2 separate regions of the Homo sapiens genome follow, and region 2 is linked to region 1. The links are chromatin loops, found by intact Hi-C in ENCODE. Cell type or tissue: natural killer cell. All regions are shown on one strand. Each heading gives the region's core, and the rest is flanking DNA. Links, peaks and the distances in the headings are about the cores only. Region 1 overlaps LOC105374329 (a long non-coding RNA gene). Region 2 overlaps NCOA1 (nuclear receptor coactivator 1).

The links. Hi-C counts contacts between places; a loop is a spot of excess contacts. Peaks named below come from ENCODE experiments on the same cell type or tissue, not always from the same donor. Only the 100,000 strongest peaks of a DNase experiment are listed, where the experiment ranks them.
Region 2: it touches region 1 in a loop (1.9-fold over the local background); 1 of 110 quality-filtered maps calls a loop at or near these places.

What each region holds. Positions count from the first base shown.
Region 1 is chr2:24,451,959-24,457,347 of GRCh38, reverse strand. The region is part of intron 2 of LOC105374329 (a long non-coding RNA gene); the gene reads right to left. Among named protein-coding and RNA genes, the nearest start is that of NCOA1, 37 kb to the left of the region's middle. RefSeq lists an enhancer at 1-389. In natural killer cell, for the core only: no CTCF peak of the experiment used is centred there; no DNase peak of the experiment used is centred there; H3K27ac peaks cover 1,101 bases.
Region 2 is chr2:24,515,216-24,520,604 of GRCh38, reverse strand. All of the region lies in intron 1 of NCOA1 (nuclear receptor coactivator 1), which reads right to left. Among named protein-coding and RNA genes, the nearest start is that of NCOA1, 27 kb to the right of the region's middle. In natural killer cell, for the core only: no CTCF peak of the experiment used is centred there; a DNase peak (open chromatin) is centred at 3,114; H3K27ac peaks cover 1,289 bases.

The DNA.
Region 1 (5,389 bases), core at 232-5,231:
AACCAACCACCTAGTGAGAAAGGACATTATCACCTTCAGATTAGGGATGTGTGTCTCAGAGTTTAAGAGACTTGTCCCAGTAACACCCACTTAATGACAAAGAAAGGATTTACATTTAAACCAAAGTCTCTAAGACACCAGAGCTCACATATTCTGGTGCATTCCCAGCTCCCAAGATCACTTGCAGATTCCCCAAGATGCATCACTGATGATGACACCCCAGTGACAGGTGCTGGCCCACCTGTCCCCTTTCTTGCTGTCCATCATGTCAGAGTTAGGGTTGAGGTTGGATTTGCTGGTTTCACCTCTGGCCATCGCTTACATTATGGCCTCTGGTCTGTGCCTCCTTGGAATAGGCAGGGTCCACAACACTCAGGGTACGAAGGGTCACGGGGAGGGGGTTTGTGGTGTGTCCTTTAATACCTTCCTTTTTTCTTTTCCTTTTTATTTTTTGTTTTTTTGCTACAGCTAGGGGAGTGGGGGCACTGATTCTGACTCACTACACACTCTGAGAGTATCTGACTCATCCCAGCGCTGGTGTTCTTCCAGCTCTGCTCAGTACACCGAGGTGTCCTTCCCCAGCTGCCTGGGATCGGCCAGACCCGTTCAGATGCTCTTGGTTCAGCCCTAAATGACACCAAGGTTCATTAGTAAATTAGACACATACACAAGAATCAAAAACTCCCCAGCAACCAACAGGGCTTAGGCAAGTTTTGGACTGTGTTGAAGCCAAGATTAATGTGCAATACCATTAGAATTAATGAACTGCTTTGCATCCAAGCATATAGTTCACATTTACATTGGTCATATTGATAGTTAAAAGTTTATTTTTCAGTTTAAAAACTTACAAAAGTCAACTATAAATATGAACTATTGGTAGTTGAAAGTTAAAAGTTAACCATAATTTTTTAAAAAAGTTAACTATAAGTTAAAACAAAAGAGTTCTCTTTAACCAATATTTTAGACAGCTGTATAATAAAATATCCTTCTCTACTTTGAGAATTTGTAAGAGATCACATTTATCAAAAGTTAAGAAACAAGCCTTAATTTAGCTGCTTAAATAATTATCCTTTTGGCTGTTCCCATATAGTAAATTACAGGTGTTTCTTCAAGTACATGAAGGGCTCCAAGTTCATTTAATTGTTCCTGATTGCTATTTTTATCGCTATGCAATCATTCCATTTCAAAAAAGAATTTTGTATTTGGTAGAATTTTGGCATTAAACTGTCCTTTCTTCTCATGGTCCTGTTCTGCTTCAATCTCCAGCAGAGCTCTCCCCCATTAATTTATTGTCAAGAGTGTTTTGTCGGCCGGGCGCAGTAGCTCAAGCCTGTAATCCCAGCATTTTGGGAGTCCGAGTCGGGCGGATCACAAGGTCAGGAGATTGAGACCATCCTGGCTAACATGGTGAAACCTCATCTCTGCTAAAAATACAAAAAATTAGCCGGGCGTGGTGGTGGGCACCTGTAGTCCCAGCTACTCGGGAGGCTGAGGCAGGAGAATGGCGTGAACCCGGGAGGCAGAGCTTGCAGTGAGCCGAGATCGTGCCACTGCTCTCCAGCCTGGGCGACAGAGCAAGACTCCATCTCAAAAAAAAAAAAAAAGAGTGTTTTGTCCCATTCTCTGATAACTTTGCTTACTCTAATTGTAAAACTTTTATTTCCAGCAGTTATCATCTTCTAGGAGGCAGTCTTAATATGAGTATCAAAAATGCTCTCATCCTGGCCAGGCACAGTGGCTCACACCTGTAATCCCAGCACTTTGGAGGCTGAGGCAGACGGATCACTTGAGTTCAGGGGTACAAGACCAGCCTGGCCAACATGGTGAAACCCCCCCCCCCATCTCTACTAAAAATACAAAAATTAGCCAGGCAGCGTGGTATGCACCTATAATCCCAGCTACTCAGGAGGCTGAGGCATGAGAGTCACTTGAACCGGGAGGCAGAGGTTGCAATGAGCTGAGATCATGCCACTACACTCCAGCTTGGGCGACAAGAGCAGACTCTGTCTCAAAAAAAAAAAAAGGCTAGGTTTGGTGGCTCACACCTGTAATCCCAGCACTTTGGGAGGCCGAGGTGGGGGGATCATGAGGTCAGGAGTTCAAGACCAGCCTGGTCAACATGGTGAAACCCCATCTCTACTAAAAATACAAAAATTAGCCAGGCGTGGTGGCGCACGCCTGTAATCCCAGCTACTCAGGAGGCTGAGGCAGGAGAATGGCTTGAACCCGGGAGGCAGAGGTTGCAGTGAGCCAAGATTGCGCACTGCACCACTCCAGCCTGGGTGACAAGAGCAAGACTCTGTCTCAAAAAAAAAAAAAAAAGTCTCTCATCCTGTGGTGAGTATCCTGTATAACAGCAACGAACAACTTCCTTTCTAGGGAAAGCTGGCTTTCTCTCCATTTTTCAGAACAGATGTTTGTATTTTTTGATGAACCCTCATCCCAACTCTCTTCAGACTTCTTTTCTTTGGGTTTTGACACCATGCCTCTTGTTTTCTACCTGATCTGACACCCTAAACTTTGATTTTCGTACCCATGAAATGCTTATTTGCAAATATATGGTTATAGGCTGGAACTAGGTTTTTGTTACCTCCCTAGTCCACATCTTTAAAATGTTTCCTAGTAATGTGTGTTCTGCAAGAAATAAAACTGAGCTATGGTTCTGCAGAAACTTGATAATGTTCTCCCTGGAGGGCTCCTCATTCCTCAGCCTTCTGGGGACTGGCCACGCGATCTTCCCTCATGGGGTGGGCACTCAGCATGTACGTTTTAGACGTATTTGGAACCAGCAAGTTTGGTAGGACAAAGGATGTTTTAAGGATTTAAAGAGAAAAGGAGTCGCCTACATTGAACTCAATCTCGTGCCGAAATTCTTGCAGTCTCTGCCACTGACACCGCATGTGTTCTGGCTTTCGGCAGGATTGTTCTCCCCGGCTTTGCTCTGAAACGTAAAGCCCCATTGCCCACTGCAAGTTTTAATGAAAAGCAGCTCATAAGCAAGTTACGTAACCTAATTGTAATCCAGGGATCAGCTTGGTTATATTATTTAAAGAAATAGCATCCATTTTCCGTGACCTGATTTAGAAAAGAAACTTAGGGAGGAAAAAAAAAATACCCAGTTCAGCATTTGGCTTCCCGTGCTCATTCTAATGAGACTGTTGGTAAATAATTCAGAAACAATGACTTTTAAGAACATTAAACCCAACTTAGCTCAGGGTTCTATCTCAAAGCAGCTAAAGCTACTTAAAGCAAATTATAAATTATTATAAAATATGGAGCTTCTTATTGCAGAAAATTTGGTCATTTAAAAAGTTTATTTCCTCATCAATTCAACACATGCAGAATACTGACTAGATGCAAAATGGGGAATGCTAAAATGCATGGACTGTGCTCTCAGGAAGCCTGAAATCTGGTAGGGGTAATGATAATGTATCAACATTGGTTCATTAGTGGGAACAAATGTACTACAGTAATGCAAGGTGTTAACAGCAGGGGAAGTGGTGTTGGTGGGGGTTGTTACAGGAACTCTGTCCTATCTTTGCAACTTTTCTGTAAATCTAAAAGTATTCTAAAATTAAAAGTTTATTTTTAAAAACCTGGTTAGGGAAACAGTTGGGTACACAAATAGAAACACATCCATCCTTGTTGCCTGATTTATAGAAATAAAACCAGGCCTGCATAATAGGCAGCTTCCTAAGTGGTATGATTGTTTTATGAACTTCAGAAGCACAAAACTGGATTAATCACAGTTCTGATTCATATTAATAGTGTGTCATGAATCAAGGGCTATGACTGGCCCATTGGTTTTTAAATAAACCTCATTTCATTTATTTTCGTTGTATGTGTTATAATAATACAAGAAACCACTCATAACCCCACCTCTCAACCCAAAAGCCAAAAACTCTCCATGACATACATCGACCTACCTGTTCCATCCCATACCAGACCCCAACATTCTTCTCAGTAGTAACTATTCTTTTAAATTTTGTTTTTATCATACATTGCTCTTCTTTAAATTTCATTGCACATTTGCGTGGGCCTAAACAGTATACTAGTTTTATTTGTTTTGAATGTATTATATGTTGTCTTCTAGGACTTGTTCTTTTAGCTCAATACTATATTGCTAAGGTTGATCAATAATGTTGAGATCATACTCTATTCATTTTCACCATTGTGTAACACTCAATAGCAGGACTGTACCACAATTTATTTAACCATGTTTATCAGTGGTTTAATAAATTGTTGCTATTACAAATGGATTGTGCCATGAACATTTTTTTATGTGTGTTCTGGTAAACATATGCTAATGTTTTCATTGAACTAGAGATATGCAAGATTTAACAATCTTAAAACTGCATAAGAATTAAAGCTTGACAGTTCACTTACAGAAATTATGTTAAGCGTGTCTGGGGAAGAGCATATAATACAAATTCTTCACTACTGAAGCAAAGGAAAATATGAATTATACACTAATTTCACACCAGTTAGGATTTGATTTGTCTATAACATAAAACCCAAATTAATCATTCCTTAAACGTATATGTTGCCCTCATGTAAAACATCTGGAGATGAGAAGTCTAAGGCCAGTTTGGCAAGGTCTGCGGAATTGTCATGAACCCAGGCCTCTTCCAGCTTTTCAGTTTGCCATCCCTAGGGTGTGACTTTTATTCTTCTGGTCCAAAAGGGTTGCTCAACTTCTAGTCATTAAATCTGCCTCCTCATCAGCAAGAAGGAGAAAAGGAAGGAAGGAGAGTGCATCTTCCATTCAAGGACACTTTCCCCAAATTGCACGTGACATTTCTAATTGCATCCTATTAACTAGAAGGGGGACACACGGCTCTTGCTAGTTTCAAGGGAGGCTGGAAAATGTAGTCTTTATTCTGGTCATCTTGTATTCAGCTAAAAGTTAAGGGTCCTATTACCTAAACGAATGGGAAAATAGACTTTGAAAACAGTTAATAGTCTCGGAGAATTATTACAGCTAAAGTGAAAGCAGAAAAGAAACCAACCCATCAAGGCCTTATTTTGAGAAGTAGAAAGAAAAACTAAACACCGATAACATCACCACCCAGTGATGACCACGGTTAACTTGTTGAGATGTATTTTTCCAGACTTTTTCATCCATATAAAAAACTACATATATGTCTCCAGTATAGCCATAATAATACCTATATCTATACCAATATATTCACATGTATTAGTCTGTTTTCAAGCTGCTAATAAAGACATACCTGAGACTGGGTAATTTATACAGGAAAGAGGTTTAATGGACTTACAGTTCTACATGGCTGGGGATGCCTCACAATTATGGCAGAAGGCAAGGAGGAGCAAGTCAACGTCTTACATGGATGGCAGCAGGCAAATAGAGAGTTTCTACAGGGAAACTCCC
Region 2 (5,389 bases), core at 129-5,128, 63 kb before region 1:
TCCCTGTGCTCAACACAATCTGCAGACAAGCACTGAACTGCACTCTTTCACTATTGATTAAGATGCATGTTCCTGGATTTTAACAAATGGAATCATACAGAATGCACTCTTTTTTGGTTGGCAGCTTTAACTCAAAATAATTATTTTGATATTCATTCAAGTTGTTGGGCATATGGTTATTTCATTTTTATTGATGAGTACTATTCCATTTAATGGATATACCACATCTATCCATTTACCTATTAAGGACGTTTGGATTGTTTCTAATTTGGGAGTATTAAAAATAACATTGCTATAATAAAAACTCATGTTCAAAATGTATATGGACATATGCTTTCATTTATCTTAAGTAAATTGCTTAAGAGTAGAATGGCTGGGTCACATGTTAAGTATATGTTTAACTTTAAAAAAAAATTGTCAAGCTATTTTCCAAAGTAGTGTATGGTTTTACATTCCCACCATAATGTGAGCGTTCCAGTTGCCAACACTTAGTACAGTCAGTCCTTTTAATGTTAGCCATTTTAAAAGGTGTTAGTGATCTCTCATTATGGATTTTATCCACACTTCTGTAATGATTAATTATGTTTATTATCTTTTGATGTGTTCATCCATCATCTGTGTATCTGTTAGTAAACTCTCTGTACAGGTACTTTCCTCACTTTTGAATTAGGTTTTATGTTTCCTTAATATTGAGCTTTGATAACTCTATATATTCTGGAATTAAATCCTTTATAAATGAATTACAAATATTTTTTTCTCAACACATGGCTTGTTCTTTCATACTTTTCAAAAAATACTGCTACTAAATTTTCTGTTTTGGGGGCATCATAGCTCACTGCAGCCTCCAACTTCTGGGCACAAACAATCCTCCCATCTCAGCCTCCCGAGACTATGCCTACTAGTAATTAGGCATGCACCACCTAACCCAGCTAATTTTTTTTTTTTTTTTTTTGTAGAGACAGGGCCTTTGCTGCCCAGGCTGTTCTCAAACTCTTGGCCTCAAACGATCCTCCAGCCTCAGCATCCCAAAGTGCTGGGATTACAGATGTGAGCTACCATGCCCAACCGTGTTTTCTTTTTAATAGTTACAGTGAGATAAGTCATATACCATACAAAAACTTGTACAACTCAATGATTTTTGGTATATTCAAAGATACATGTAACCATCACCATAGTCAATTTTAGAACATATTCATCATCCCAAAAGAAACCCTGTCCCCCAGTCCTTCCAGCCTAGCCCTAAGCAACCAACTAACCTATCTTCTATTTCTATAGAGACCACTCTATAGTGATCTTTTGTGACTGGCTTTTTTCAATTAGCCTAATGTTTTAAAGGTTCATCCATGTTGTAGCACGTATCAGTATTTCATTCCTTTTTATGATTGAATTATAATATTTCATTGTATACATATACATTTTGTTTATCACATATGTGAATGAATCTATTCCAGACTTTCTATTCTGTTCCATCAATCTACTTGTCTGTCTTGAAACCCATACCACCCTATTGTGATTACTATAGTTTTATAATAAGACTTGAAGATAAGTAGTGTAAGTCTTACAACTTTTTTCTTCTTTTTCAAAGTTGTTTTGGCTGTTCTAGGTCCTCTGTATTTCTATATGAATTTTAGAATCAGCTTGTCAACTAGTACCAAAAAATTCCTGCTAGGATTTTGACTGGGATTGCATAGTACACACAGAACACTTGGGGGAAGGTAACATCTTAGTATTTAGTCTTCTGCTGCATAAACACAGTATCTCTCTCCATTTGCTTAGGTTATCTTAATTTCTCTCGGGAACACTTTATAATTTTCAGTGTACAAGTCTTAAACATCTTTTTTTAGATTTATCTCTAAGTACTTCATAGTGCTCGATGTTTTTATACATGGCATTAATTTTTATTTCAAGTTCCAAATGTTCATTGCCAATATACAAAAATACAATTCATGTCTACATATTGATCTTCTATCCTACCTTGTTCAACTCACATATTACTTCTAGTAGCTTTTTTGTAGAATCTATCCGTAGATAATCAATGTCATCTGCAAATAAAAAGTTACTTCTTCCTTGCCAATCTGGATGCCTTTTATTTCTTTTTTTTTTACTTCATCATACAGATTAGAACCTCCAGTATAATGTGGAAGAAAAGTGGTAAGAAGAGATATACTTCCCTTGTCTGTGTTTATGGAGGGAATGCATTTAGTCTTTCGTCATTAAGTATAATGTTAAACCGTAGGTTTTTCATAAATATGCTCCATTTATCAGGTTAAGGAAGCCCTCTTTTTTCTAATTTGCTGAGAATTCTTATCTCTATTTCTAATTTGCTGAATTTTTATCAAATGCTTTTTCTGCATTTATTGAGATGTTCATATTTTTTTCCTTTTTAGTCTGTTAACATGGTAAAATACGTTCATTAATTTTTTAACGTTAAACCAATCTTGCATTCCCAAGGTAACCCCAATCATAATGTATTATACTTTTTATATATTATTGGATTTGACTTGCTAAAATTTTGTTAGGACTTTTAAAATATATGTTCACTCAATAAATGGTTGTTATTACTAGTTATGTTAAATGAGAAACAGAATACAAGAACAAAAACACATAGTAAGAATATCTACACAAAATACATACACTTGTAGACAACTACCAGAAGGAACTATGTAAAAATTAAAAGAGCATAGTGAAATCATGAGGCACATTCCAAAATTCTGATGCTATTACTATATTATCATTTCACTAACTAAAATTCTAAATAATTCCCTTCCTAGTTGTAAATCCTAGCAAATTACCATAATTTTCACTAGAAACACCCAACCATACTATCTCTACCATCCTGTGCCCTAATACAAAGATAAAACAATTTTAAAATGAAAAAGCTAGCAACAACTACGTTCAATGATAAGCACTTCACATGTGTGCTCTGGTGGCTTTGAGTAAAATCTTCCTAAGAACAACCTTGTTTCCAATATTCTAGTTCTAATTGTTTGAGCCAGATAAATAAATACCTGTATGTTAAAGACACGCTTGCTAGGTAAATTAGCCTTCTAGTTTCTGTGAAAGGAAATCTCACAGTGGCAACAACACCCTGTCAGTGTGAAACGGTTCTCGCAGACATAAACCCTGAGAGAGAAACCTCAGCTCCAGATAAGGGAAATCCAAGAAGGGCCTGGCTGTGAGAAAATGCAATGTGTACTCCAGGTACAAATGAAATGCACTTGCTCAGAGGAGAAAGTCGGTACACACTGGGTCTTGGAAAAGGGTGGTGGTGTGCAAACAGAACAGCAGTGACAAGCAGAAGAGATTCCACACAGAACGGAAGGAGAGAGAAACTGAAGGAAAAAAAGGAAGACACTCACAGCAGAAAATATAGTATAAAAAATACAAACTCAATTCTCTACAAGAACCAAAGTAATCAAAATCAATAAATAAATAAAAAATAAGTGTGTAAATGGGGCAACTTTAAACCAATAGGAAAACATGGGGCCTAGACCTAACGGAAGAGATTATGCACTAGCCTTAAAGCATTCAAATTCAAGATACAGTAAAATACTGGGTAGTCTAAACAAAATGGGGTGTGTGTGTGTGTGTGTGTGTGTGCGCGCGTGTGTATATATATACGTATATGTGTATATATACGTATATATACTTGTATATATACGTATATATATACACACGCGCGCACACACACATGCACATATATATGTGGTTGAAGGGGGAGCACAGGAAAAAACACTGGTATATAAAGATATATTTTTAAAATGAAAAAAAAAAAAAAAGAAAGCTGGATAGAAATAGGAAAGTACATTGGAATGAAGGCCAGAGAGGCAACTTCACAGCAATGGGAGTAACAGAGGTATAAGAGAGAAAGTGAGAAAGATGATACTAATACATGGGAGAGGAGAGAAAAGGGTCAGGTATCAGACTGAGAATTGAAGGGGGATTAAACCAAGTTAAAAAAATTCTTAATCTGTATTAATATATTCATTGACATTTCATTAGTGTGGCCATTAGCTTGGATCAGTTAACAGCAGTGACATAATGTCACTGCGTAATGACACAATGTAATGAACTTTTATCTTTGCTCCTCCCCTCAATTAAAAAAAAAAGGCGGGCCGGGCACGGTGGCTCATGCCTGTAATCCCAGCACTTTGGGAGGCCGAGGCTAGCAGATCATGAGATCAGGAGATCGAGACCATCCTGGCTAACATGGTGAAACCCCGTCTCTACTAAAAATACAAAAAATTAGCCAGGCGTGGTAGCGGGCGCCTGTAGTCCCAGCTACTCGGGAGGCTGAGGCAGGAGAATGGTGTGAACCTGGGAGGCGGAGCTTGCAGTGGGCCGAGATCGTGCCACTGCACTCCAGCCTGGGCGACAGAGCGAGGCTCCGTCTCAAAAAAAAAAAAAAAAAAAAAAAAGGCAAAACCTATTTATATTCATAAAGAGAAAAAAATTATTTCATAGGTCAGGGTCCATGTCACTTGTGCCTTTATAACATGCAGAGCAAGGCTCAGTCTATTCAGCCTACCAAGCAGCTAGCATACAGGAGTCAAGCCACCAGAGTGACTGCCTGCTGACTGAGCTAAGGCTCTTCCTTAGTAAGAGCTTCTGAGGCACTAACAAAGAGCAGAAGTAGAACTAAAAGAATAACTTCTTTCTTGAAGGAGCTTCACTGAGGGCTTCTGTTTTTTGTTTGTTTTGTTTTTAACTCCTGGTTCTATAAATTATAGACTAGCTTTAGGAAAAAAACTGAATAAAGTTATAAATCTAGACTAACTTTCAGAAGCCCACCAAATTAATAGCTTTTGTTTAGGGATAGTATTACGTATAGGTAGTCATTGCTTACTTTACTTGCTCTACAGGTTTTTTCTCCCTCCTACTTTTTAACATTTCCCCCTAGTTTCCATAATGTTCCAATATTCTTTTCATAACTTTGGACCAATAATTCAATAATGCAAATAAGCAAGCAAGAAAACAAGACAGCCTTCCTCCAAGTAATATAACATGAATCACTCTTAATCACTCAAAATGCCAAAAGTAGAGATAAATTATTAAAAGGTTGCCAAAGGCCGGGCACAGTGACTCACATCTGTAATACCCAGAACTCTAGGAGGCCGTGGCAGGAGGACTGCTTGAGCCCAAGAGTTTTGAGACCAGCCTGGGCAACATAGTGAGAACCCATCTCTAAAAAAAAGTTTTAAAATATTAGCTGGGCATGGTAGTGTGAACCTGTAGTCCCAGCTACTTGGGAGGCTGAGATGGGAGGACTGCTTGAGCCTGGTAGGCGGAGGTTGCAGTGAGCCATGATCGCGCCACTGCACTCCAGCCTGGGTAACAGACCCAGACCCTGTCTCAAAAAAATAATAAAAATGAAAATAAATAAAAGGGT